Regions from separate parts of the Homo sapiens genome. Here all the other regions are linked to region 1. Evidence: chromatin contacts called from ENCODE Hi-C or POLR2A ChIA-PET data. All regions are on one chromosome and are shown on one strand. Each heading gives the region's core, a stretch centred on a gene start or an enhancer-like site at or near the end of the contact. The rest is flanking DNA. Distances are from core to core; before and after follow the strand shown.

Region 1 (3,422 bases), core at 380-2,879:
CTAGAAACATGTGCAAAAATGTAAGAGAAAAACACAAAAATCACCTGTAATTCTACCACACAGAGATAAATGTTTTTACCATTGTGTGTCATGACTTTCTACTTTTTTCCTCTGCAAGTATACGTAAATACATACTGGGATCATGTTGCACAAGGTGTTTTGTAAATCCCTTGTTTCATTTAGTAACATAGCATAAATGCTTTTCCATAAGAATAAATATTCCTTGAGAATTTTTTTTTCTCTTTTAGCTCACAGTCTAGGCAGGAAGATAAGACTTACAGATGGGATTCTACAGTAAGCAGTCAAGCAAAATTCATGAGGTGGTGGCGAAGTGGCTGCATCCCTGGACTGGGAGCACAGTGAGCTGGCTCTTTGGCTTCTGACTTGTCCACTGATTGGTTATGTGGCCTTCAGCACACATAACGTATTTGGGCCTCAGAATCCCAGATATCTCCAAAGGGTTATCAATGAGTCTCTCAAGGCAAGCTGTCATGATGACAAAAGTGTTGAGGGAGAGTCTTAGAAAATGAAACCATGCCGGGCACGGTGGCTCACACCTGTAATCTTAGTATTCTGGGAGGCTGAGGTGGGTGGATCACCTTAGGTCAGGAGTTCAAGACCAGCCTGGCCAACACGATGAAACCCCATCTCTAAAATACAAAAATGAGCTGGGCATGGTGGCACGTGTCTGTAGTCCCAGCTACTCGGGAGTCTGAGGCAAAATAATCACTTGAACCCAGGAGGCGGAGGCTGCAGTGAGCTGAGATCACACCACGGCACTTCAGCCTGGGCAACAGAGCGAAACTCCATCTCAAAATAAAACCCAACAACAACAAAAAGGAAATGAAACCACATTATCATCATGATTCCGCAGGTCAATTTCTTTATCTGAAACTTGGGAAGCGTGTTTACCTACCTTGCCTGCCAGGATTGGTGATAATCAAATTAGATTAATTATTATTTTTTTTGAGACGGAGTCTCGCTCTGTCACCCAGGCTGGAGTGCAGTGACATGATCTCAGCTCACTGCAGTCTCTGCCTCCTGGGTTCCAGCAATTCTTCTGCCTCAGCCTCCCAGGTAGCTGGGATTACAAGCATGTACCATTACGCCTGGCTAATTTTTGTATTTTTCATAGAGACAGGGTTTCACCATGTAGGCCAAGCTGGTCTTGAACTCCTGACCTCAGGTGATCCGCCCACATTGGGCTCCCAAAATGCTAGGATTACAGGCTTGGGCCACCATGCCCGGCCTAGATTAATTATGATGTCTAAAAACAACTAATATTTGGACAATGTTTTGCTGTTTACCCACATTATCTCACTTAATCATTCCAACAATCCTATGGGGTAGGTACTGTTTTTGTATTCTATGTTTCCGGATAAGGAAACCATGGCTTGGAGAGATGGTGTCACTTGCTCAAGGTCAAAGGTAGTGAGTGGTAGAGTTGGGATTCAAACGTAGCTCTCCTTGTTACTAAAGCCATGAATCTTTGCACTGTGCCATTGTGATGTGTGATGCAGGCCTGCAGAGCAGTAGAGGGACATGGAAAAGAGGAAAAGAGAAAAAAAAGAGTAGAAAGTCAAGCTGCTTCATCCTTGGTTTAGCCGTTGTCGTCCCAGGTACCAACATCTGTGGGGAGTTGCCGCCCCCTGGTGTTCTATATGTGATATGTCCTGGAAGGGAGGAGAGCTAGCAATCTGCTTGCTCCACAGTAAAAGTGGGAGGAAGGAGCTCAGAATACCCCAGCTTGTCCTTTTAGAGTCGGGACGGGGGGTGGTGGTGGGTGCATATTTCACCCAACAGTTCTGGGTAGAAGCTTGGTATATTTCAGCCCCTACTTGCTCCTTATCTGGGTGCCCTAGTGCAGGGTTAGTGGCCACTTTGACAATATTCTATTTCTGACTCAAGTGCTAGTTAGAAGGGTGTTACATCATAATTATTCTTTAAACTCTCCATTAATGTTTCATATGCTCTTCTGTATCTATGATACAACTCAATAGAAAAAATAGGATTTTTGGCAATTCTTAGGGAATAATTTTTACTCTGGGCCGAAAAAATTTGTCATTGGCATAGCATCAAATGGCAGAGTGGTACAGCCAACACCTGAAGATGTGTACTTTAAAGGGCTTTTTCACCTGTTACCTCATTTTACAGTACCATAGCCTTCCAAGGAAGGTATTTATTTTCATTTTACTTATGAGAAAATAGGCTCAAGATTCCCCCGACCCCGCCATCCACCTGTCTGAAACCAGGAAACTTTCCAGAATCCCACACTGCCCCATTGTGGCAGCCCTTATGGCTCACTCAGTAAATAGGCCATAGTGGCATGCCCAAATGAGATCCATGTTGCCTCCAAAATCTAATGTGATGCTTCTTTCTTTGTGATGGGAGATGCCAGATGCAACAACTATCCTTAATCTTACAAGGGATATTTTCATGTTCACCTTATAAACGATATTTTGATGTGCTAGAGAGCTCTGGAAGCAAGAAATTTCACTAAGGTGGTAGATTCCTTAGTTTTTGTTTGGGATTTGTTCCATACCATCTGGTATATATGTGTCTTACCAGCGTGTCTAGGGTATCAAGTAATACTCACCTAGTCCAATCAATATGATTTTATCGTGTAGTAGGCCAGCATGATCTCCTATGAAATGGGGAAATTATTAGGTCCTAGCAGGCTAGAGTTTGATAGAGGGCTGGACAGTTGATATAGCTTTGAGTGAAGAAAGTGAAGTTGTATTGTTAACTCCACCAGGTAAATGCATTCTGCTTCTAGAGGTCCCTACTGACTGACATTCCTAGCTCTCTGTCTTTGGATATCTTGTTCTATAGTGTACCAAGGATGTTTTGGCCTTTCTCCTTAATGTAATATAGGCCACCATTAAGTCCAAGTTTCAGTTAGCCAGCCCAGTAAGCTGTTATAGCCACTATCAGTTTCTTGAGCTAACATATCTGTATCAATGAATTCAGTGCAATCAAAAATTACATTTTTCTCTCTCTCTGGTATAACACTCTTGTAATCCACTTCCCTAAATATTTCCCAGGCTTTTACTAGTATAGCCTTGCAAAATGTATACTGGCAAAACCTTGCAGTTCTTTTGGTGTTTTTGATATCTATTCTTCTTTTTTTTTTTTTTTTTTTTTTTTGAGATAGAATCTTGCTCTGTCACCCGGGCTGGAGTGCAGTGGCGCGATCTTGGCTCACTACAACCTCCATCTCCTGGGTTCAAGCAATTCTCCTGCCTCAACCTCCCGAGTAGCTGGGATTACAGGCACCCACCAGCTAATTTTGTATTTTTAGTAGAGATGGGGTTTCGCCATGTTGGCCAAGCTGGTCTCGAACTCCTGACCTCAGGTGATCCACCCGCCTCGGCCTCCTGAAGTGCTGGGATTACAGGCATGAGCCACTGCGCCTGGCCCCC
Region 2 (3,352 bases), core at 229-2,728, 65 kb before region 1:
CACCCAGCGAACGAGCATGTGGCCGGGACCTGGGTGAGGATTTCCTCGCCAGCCCTCCTTGGCACAGAGCTGTGCATCTCACGACTCCTGCGCGACCCCGGGCCAGGCCCTATTAGTGTCTGGGCTTCGGGCATCTAGTCTGCAAAACCGACTGTGTCGCTTTTCTCGGGCTGCGGCTCCGCTGGGGAGGCTGCGGCAGGGGAAGGCTCGGCAGAGCGCAGGCCGCGGCCTACTGTGCCCAGCAGCCCCCGCTGCCCTCCCCTTTGGGGCCCCGGCCCCCCGCCAGACAGGTATCGGGCAGCCCCGCCCCGCCGCCGGCACACTGGCAGCTTTGTTACCTGCCCTGGCGCGCCCGGCCTACGAGCGCTACGTGCTGCCGGCCCGCGGCCCCCTCCTTCCCCTCCCCTCCCCGTCCCCGCCCCACATTCCCGGGCCTGGGGCTGCGGCAGCTCCAGGCGGGTCTTTGTGAAGCTGGACTCTGGCACCCCTCTCCTGCGTGGGCTTTTGGGGTCGGGGCCCTAGCGCCCTTCGCCCACTTCATCTCGCCCCTTTCCTTGCTCGGCCACCCTCAAAGAAGCCAGACTTCGCCTTCCCGTCCCCTGCGACCCCCCTGCTTGCAATGGCCGCCTTCCCCACCCTCAGTCGCACCCTAAGGCCCAGTTCAAAGGCTGCTTCTCAGAAGCCTCCGCTGATTCCCAGTTTTAATCACTCTCCCTGGGGCACCCGCTTTGCCCTGATCGCTTGTCTTTGAACCCCTCCAGGTCCTGGGTGGGGCCGGCATACTGCCTGGCCGCCCAGGAAAGTCTTCTGTGGGTGATAGGATGAGTGAAGCTGGAGACCGATAGGGATGGAAACCGAGGTCTCCCAAGTCTAGCGTGGAGTCCCGTCCACCGTCTGGGCTGATGTCTGAGCTTCCCTCTCGGGACTCCGTGTGTGCCCTGAGGCCCTTCATTCGCGTGTCCATGCCCAGCCACACTGCACACCCGGTACCCCTGGCCTCCCAGCCTTTTCCTAGGCTGCCCCTTCTGCCGGATACACTCTCCAGCCACTAGGGCAAAGCCGGCCTCTCCAAGGGCCATCTCTCCTGGAGAAGCCGTGCCTGATCCTTGGGGCTTTGCGGTAATCAGTTCACCTGACTTTTTGTTCCAGAAGCATTACATGTAAGTTACATTTGACCTTCACTGCAGCCCTGCAAACTAGTGATGCGATGTGGCCCGAAAGTGGCTGGCCTGGGATTTGACCTTGGTTCTAGAATGACGTCAGACTTCACAAGACATCAAAGACGGGTTCTTTCTTCCACCGCGTGCTGTGGCCTTTCTCTCCCAGGCCTTCCCCCAAGGACAGATGTTCCTCCCCACCTAGCCCCGTCTCTCCTGCTTTCAAGCTGGAGCAGGGCGGGGTTGGGATTCTTGCTCTAGGGCTAGGCCAGGGGCTGGGTCCCCTGTGGCTTTGGGCCTCCTTGAAGAATTTCGAGGGAGGATGTGCAGGGCGTGGGGAGAGGTGAGGCAGGAATGTGGGGCTCCGGAGGGAAAGCAGTCAAAAGTGGAGAGGGCCTCCGGAGGTGGCTTTCCCAGGGCCCTGGGAAGCAGCGGCCTGTTTGAATGACAAAGGTTCCCTGGAGAGCAAAGGAAAGCTCTAGAGGATGGGAATGTGGGAGGAGGAGGGTCAGAAGGGTGGGGAGGAAGCTGCCCGTGGGCTCCCATCTGCAGCGGCCCTTTCAAGTCCTGCTAAACCCTTAACAATAAGAGGAACTGACCAGTGGACACACGCAAAGGATGATTAACGTAGTTCACTGAAGAAATACAAAAACCTGTGAAAACGCTAGAAATCCCAAAGTACAAATGAAAAAAAAGAGTATGCTTTTTCCTATCTATAGAACTGGTCAAGATAATAGAAGTGAAAACACCAGATGTTGGTGAGGTGTGGGAAAGGGAGTGCTTTTTTCACTGCTAAGGAGGTAAATTGTACCACTTTTCTGCAGGAACATGTCACAGTATGTACAAAAGCCTTTAAAAGAATTAGAATTTGACTTAGCAATTCTGTTTCTGGGGCATATCCTAAAATAAAAGATTATTTATCCCAGTCTTATTTATAACTGGGAAAAACTGGAAATTCTCTAAATGTTCAATGACAGGGAATTGGGTAAGTAGGTTATGCCTCATTCGCAGACTGAAGACTGCAGAAATTAACTGTCATGTTCTTGAAGAATATGAAAGACATGGGAAACACTGAAGATAAGCTGGTAAGTGAAAAGAGGAAGTTGTAAAACAGCATGACTCCAATTTTATACAGTAACTGTATAAATAATATCTACCATGCATGGTGCTGGACTGGGAGCCAATCCCAATCTCCCATTCGAGCATCACAGCAGCCCTGGAAAGAAGATTCTAGTAACTGCATGAAAAAAAAATAGATATATATTGAATACATATATTTTGCATATATAATGTATATATTGAATATATATATTCAAAGAAATATATATGCGAGGAAATGCAACAAAATGTTAACAGCAAGGGGAGAGGGCATGTGTTTTTACTTTTTTCCTTCATTCTTTCTAATCTTTTCCCAATTTTCTTTTTTTTTTTTTTTTGAGACAAGTTTCACTCTCATTGCCCAGTCTGGAGTGCAGTGGCGCCATCGCAGCTCACTGCAGCCTCCGCCTCCCAGGTCCAATTCTCCTGCCTCAGCCTCCCAAGTAGCTGGGATTACAGGTGCCCGCCAACACGCCCAGCTAATTTTGTGTTTTTAGTAGAGGCGGGGTTTCACCATGTTGGTCAGGCTGGTCTCAAACTCCTGATCTCAGGTGATCCACCTGCCTTGGCCTTCCAAAGTGCTGGGACTACAGGGGTGAGCCACCACACCTGGCCCCAATTTTCTTCAATAAAAAATATAATGAAGACATTACCAAATTTGAAATCACAAAAATTATTTGTTCAAAAATATCTTCAGGATCCCCTGTTTTGGGGGTGGGTGGCAGTTTTCCCTTTATTAATTTACTGGGGTTTCCATAACAAAGTACTACAAATTAAGGGGCTTAAACAACAAAAATGTATTATCTCACAGTTCTGGAGGCTGGAAGTCTTACATTAAGGTATTGGCAGGGTTAGTTCCTTCGGAGGGCTGTAAGGGAGAATCCGTTCCATGCCTCTCTGGTATGGAACATGCCAGGTGAATTCTGGTAGCTTCCCATGTTCTTTGTCTTGTTTCTTCTTGTGTCTCTTCCCATCTTTTTTCCTCTATGCTCGTCCATCTCCTTGTCCAAATTTCTGTGCCCCCTAGCCATTTTTTTTGTTTGTTTTTTGTGTATGTTTTTTTTTGAGATGGAGTTTCGCTGTTATTGCCCAGGCTG
Region 3 (3,658 bases), core at 755-3,254, 74 kb after region 1:
CAGAATAGAGTCCAGAAATGGACTTGCACAAATGGGGACACTTTTTTTATGGACACAGTAGCATAGCAGACCAGTGAGGAAGGACTATCTCTTCAATAATTTGCTGGTGGGTCAACTGGATACTCCTTTGGAAAGAAAAAATTAAGCTGGATTCCTACCTCACACTGCACTCGAAAACCAATTTCAGGTGGAATACAGATCTCACTGAGAAAGGGTAAAACAACAAATCCTCTTAAATATTAATAGTTCTGCCCACAGATGGCCATGGAGCTCTTGAGATGTGTTATGAAGTGTAAAATCTGCACTGGATTTTAAACATTAGTAGGACAAAACAATGTAAAATATCTCAATAATTTTTATATTCAAACGTTGAATCATTGACAAATTGGATATACTGAGTTAAATATCACATTATTAAAATTAGTTTTATCTAATTCTTGCTCTCTTAATGCAGATACTAGAATGTTTTAAACTACATGAGTGGCTCAGCTCATACTTTTATTGAACAGCACTGCTCTAAAAAGTAACATAAAAGTAACCTCAGGTCATCAAATTAGAAAAAGATGTCTTAAATGAAAATTAAGAAGCAATAATCATAAAGGAAAAGACTAATATATTTGACTACGTTTAACTTTTGGTGTCCAGAAGACACCATTAAGAGACTAAAATGGCAAGCCACACAGAGGGAAAATACATTTGCAGCATGTACAGCCCTCAAAATAATATATTAAGAACTCCAACAAATTGATAAACAATCCAATTAAAAATTTTGTTCAACACTGTGTCCCAGACTAAACCCATTCTGCAATTCACATTGTGTCCTGAGCGAATGAATGGATGGATGAATGAATGAAGTACTGAGTGGGGAAGAGCACAGTCTTCAGACAGTATTTAGGTGCTTACTAAAAATAGGGGTGGCTTCTTTCTTTATGCTAGACCTACTTTTTATTTATTTTTTATTTTTTAGAAGGAGTCTCGCTCTGTCCCCCAGGCTGGAGTGCAGTGGCGCAATCTTGGCTCACTGCAACCTCCGCCTCCCGGGTTCAAGCGATTCTCCTGCCTCAGCCTCCCGAGTAGCTGGGATTACAGGCATATGCCATCACGCCTGGCTAATTTTGTATTTTTGGTAGAGATGGGGTTTCACCATGTTGGTCAAGCTGGTCTCGAACTCCTGACCTCAGGTGATCCACCTGCCTCAGCCTCCCAAAGTGCTGGGATTACAGGCGTGAGCCACCGTGCTCGGCGATTCTTTTAAAATAAACTACATTATTTAAGGTATCTAGCAGACTCAAATTCATAGAAACAAAAAGTGAAATGCCAGGGGCTGGAGAGAAGGGAAAAGGGAAACTTGTTGTTTAATGGGTGTGAAAAAGTTCTGGAGATTGGTTTCACATAGTTTGAATATACTTAATACTACTGTACTGTAATACTTAAAAATGGCTAAGATGGTAAAATTATATTACGTGCATTTTAAACACAAACATTAAAAATAAACTATAAAGTCAACAAGTTCCTTAATTAGGAAAGGTTTATTCTGTCAATATTATCACATTGGTAATCTTGGTCACACTGGCCAGAACGTTTTCTCAGAGAGGAAACCTCCGGTTTTTTTGTGAGGTTTTGATTCTGGGCATCTGCTTTAAGGTGGGAGAGGTTTCTGACTCCTTCCAAAAGCTTTTTTAGGAAATGATTGGCCAAGGTGAGGTCCAATCATCTGTCCCTTACCTCCTGGGTCTGCCCCTTGCCGGGAAGCCCTTTCCTGGCGGTATCCAGGGGACCTTCTAGTAACCAGCCGGGCCTGAGGAGCTGGGGCAAGTGAGTACAGTGCCAGAATAGGGCGGGGCGCGAAATAAGATCCCGACCGGCGGGCGCGGGGCGGGGCGATGCAGGCAGGGTAAGGGGCTGGCAGAGTGAGACCCGCCCCGACCGGGCAGCACTACCCGAGCGCTGTTGCCTGGAGACCACGGGACGCCGTTGCCTGGAGACAGCGGGGACGCGTTGCCTGGAGACTGTGGAAGGCCCAGGCAAGAGGGCGCGTGGCAGCCCAAGGCCATGGCGGGACACCCAAAAGAGAAGGTGATTCCAGATGAGGTCCATCAGAACCAGATCTTGCGGGAACTGTACCTCAAGGAGCTACGAACCCAGAAACTCTACACGCAGTATCACGTGAATCCCCTCCGCAAGAGTGAGAGGCACGGCGGGGTGGGGGAAGGGCGAGAGCGGGAGGGCGCCGGGGAAGGAGGAGCCCTCCGGGTTGCGGGGTGGGAACGCGGTCCCAGCAAAAACTCTTTCCCCAGCACCCGCCCCCTTTCCTAGATTTCAGGAACCATGACTTTGGAGAGGCCACATCATATCAGATGTATTCGCTGTATTAAAGTTCATGCGCAACACGATTAAATCTTTTCGTTGTAGAAAAAAAAAAGTTGTAGGGCTTTTTATTATTTTACTTTTGAAATAATTATATTTTGCAGGCTGTTTGTGTTTTGTTTTTGTTTGTATTTTGGGTTGTTTTTAACAAGTGAAAGGTTTTTCTTCAGGCTTCTGATATTGCCCTTCGGAAAGTTCTGGGGTGCCCCCTGATAAAACATCCCTACCCTCCACTCTTGTCACTGAGCACTCTCCTTGGGCAGTTTGTTCTGTCCTGTCACACCAGCTTCCCCTGAATGCCACTGGGCCTGAAATGGAGCTTCAGATCCACACGCCCAACCACCTCACAGCTCCCCTCCCTGGACAACCCACAGGCACCTCAGACCCAGCAGGAGGAAAGCCAGGCTCATTCCCACCTTCCCCACTCTCTGCTGCTCCAGAATACCCTGTCTCTGCAAAAGGCCCCGGATGATTCACTCTCATGATCAGAATCATTCACTCTCATCATCTAATGATCTCATGATCATTAGAAGCCTCGGAGTCCTCCTCAAGGTCTCTCTCCCTCCACACACTTAAAAAAAGGCACAAGTCCTGTTTATTAACATTCCTCTCCCCTGACCCACTTGTTCCTGCTTCAGTGAAAGACACCATCATGCATATGGATTCCTCTCTGCCTCTGCTCAGGTACTTTCATGCTCTAAGTAGCACCTCAAACAGCCTCTGCCTGCATCCTCACTCCTGAAGCCTCTGCAGGGCCCTAGTCCTTGCCGCCTGGATTGGTCTGATGGGCTCCCAACTCCTTATTCTCTTTCCCTCCAAGCTGGCCCCTCCGACCAAACCCCTACACCTTTGCTAGCTTAGCACTATGCTAGGAGGACAATTAGATCACATCAATCCCACCTAAAATCCTTCTCATAGCCTCTGAGGTAAAGTTTAAATCAATCACGACATAAGGCGCATTGGATCTGGCTCTGGTTCCTGCCAGCTTCATGCCATACTCCTCTCCCCCACTTTACCCTGCTCCTTTAAGAAATACTTTGGTGCCTACTCTGCACCAGCCATTGCTGACGAATCCCACACACACTCCTTTCCCCCCTGCCATTTCTAAATACATGGATTTCCTAAATGCATCATGTCATTTCCCACTTTACCTGCATAAACATTGTTGCTTCTTCCTGAATGCCTCTCCCAACTCTGTGCCTAATATGTAAAGTCCACTTTGTTGCCTGGCTCTATAGAGAAAATGTACTGTCTTCACTTTCCTTCTAACTAACTTGGTTTTCTTCTGGAG

Evidence for each region. A loop is a pair of places that touch in the nucleus more often than their neighbours do. ChIA-PET counts read pairs that join two places held with the same protein, here RNA polymerase II (POLR2A). Pooled maps may share reads with other maps.
Region 2: a loop to region 1 is called in a map of Caco-2, with 5 times the contacts of the local background. The contact joins two enhancer-like sites. A Hi-C loop is called at or near these places in 1 of 168 maps with a recorded cell type or tissue (Caco-2). POLR2A ChIA-PET finds 5 or more read pairs at or near these places in 9 of 52 experiments (H1, HepG2, PC-9 and 4 more).
Region 3: a pooled map shows a loop between it and region 1 (2.3-fold over the local background). The contact joins the promoter of CFAP144 here to the enhancer-like site in region 1. A Hi-C loop is called at or near these places in 1 of 168 maps with a recorded cell type or tissue (IMR-90) and 1 of 50 pooled maps. POLR2A ChIA-PET finds 5 or more read pairs at or near these places in 2 of 52 experiments (H1 and RWPE1).

Annotation. Positions count from the first base shown.
Region 1 is chr1:43,072,167-43,075,588 of GRCh38, forward strand. No RefSeq gene overlaps it. Among named protein-coding and RNA genes, the nearest start is that of CFAP144, 74 kb to the right of the region's middle. RefSeq lists a silencer at 1,721-1,770. Within about 2 kb of position 1,630, at least 3 of the 41 ENCODE cell types and tissues checked have a DNase peak (open chromatin) inside an H3K27ac peak, as active enhancers do.
Region 2 is chr1:43,007,278-43,010,629 of GRCh38, forward strand. No RefSeq gene overlaps it. Among named protein-coding and RNA genes, the nearest start is that of SLC2A1-DT, 50 kb to the left of the region's middle. RefSeq lists enhancers at 374-1,081, 1,082-1,790, 1,791-2,498 and a silencer at 1,311-1,605. Within about 2 kb of position 1,479, at least 3 of the 41 ENCODE cell types and tissues checked have a DNase peak (open chromatin) inside an H3K27ac peak, as active enhancers do.
Region 3 is chr1:43,145,900-43,149,557 of GRCh38, forward strand. CFAP144 (cilia and flagella associated protein 144) reads left to right here and starts at 2,005. Exons shown (of 4, transcript NM_001101376.3): 1 at 2,005-2,185. The coding sequence starts at 2,053.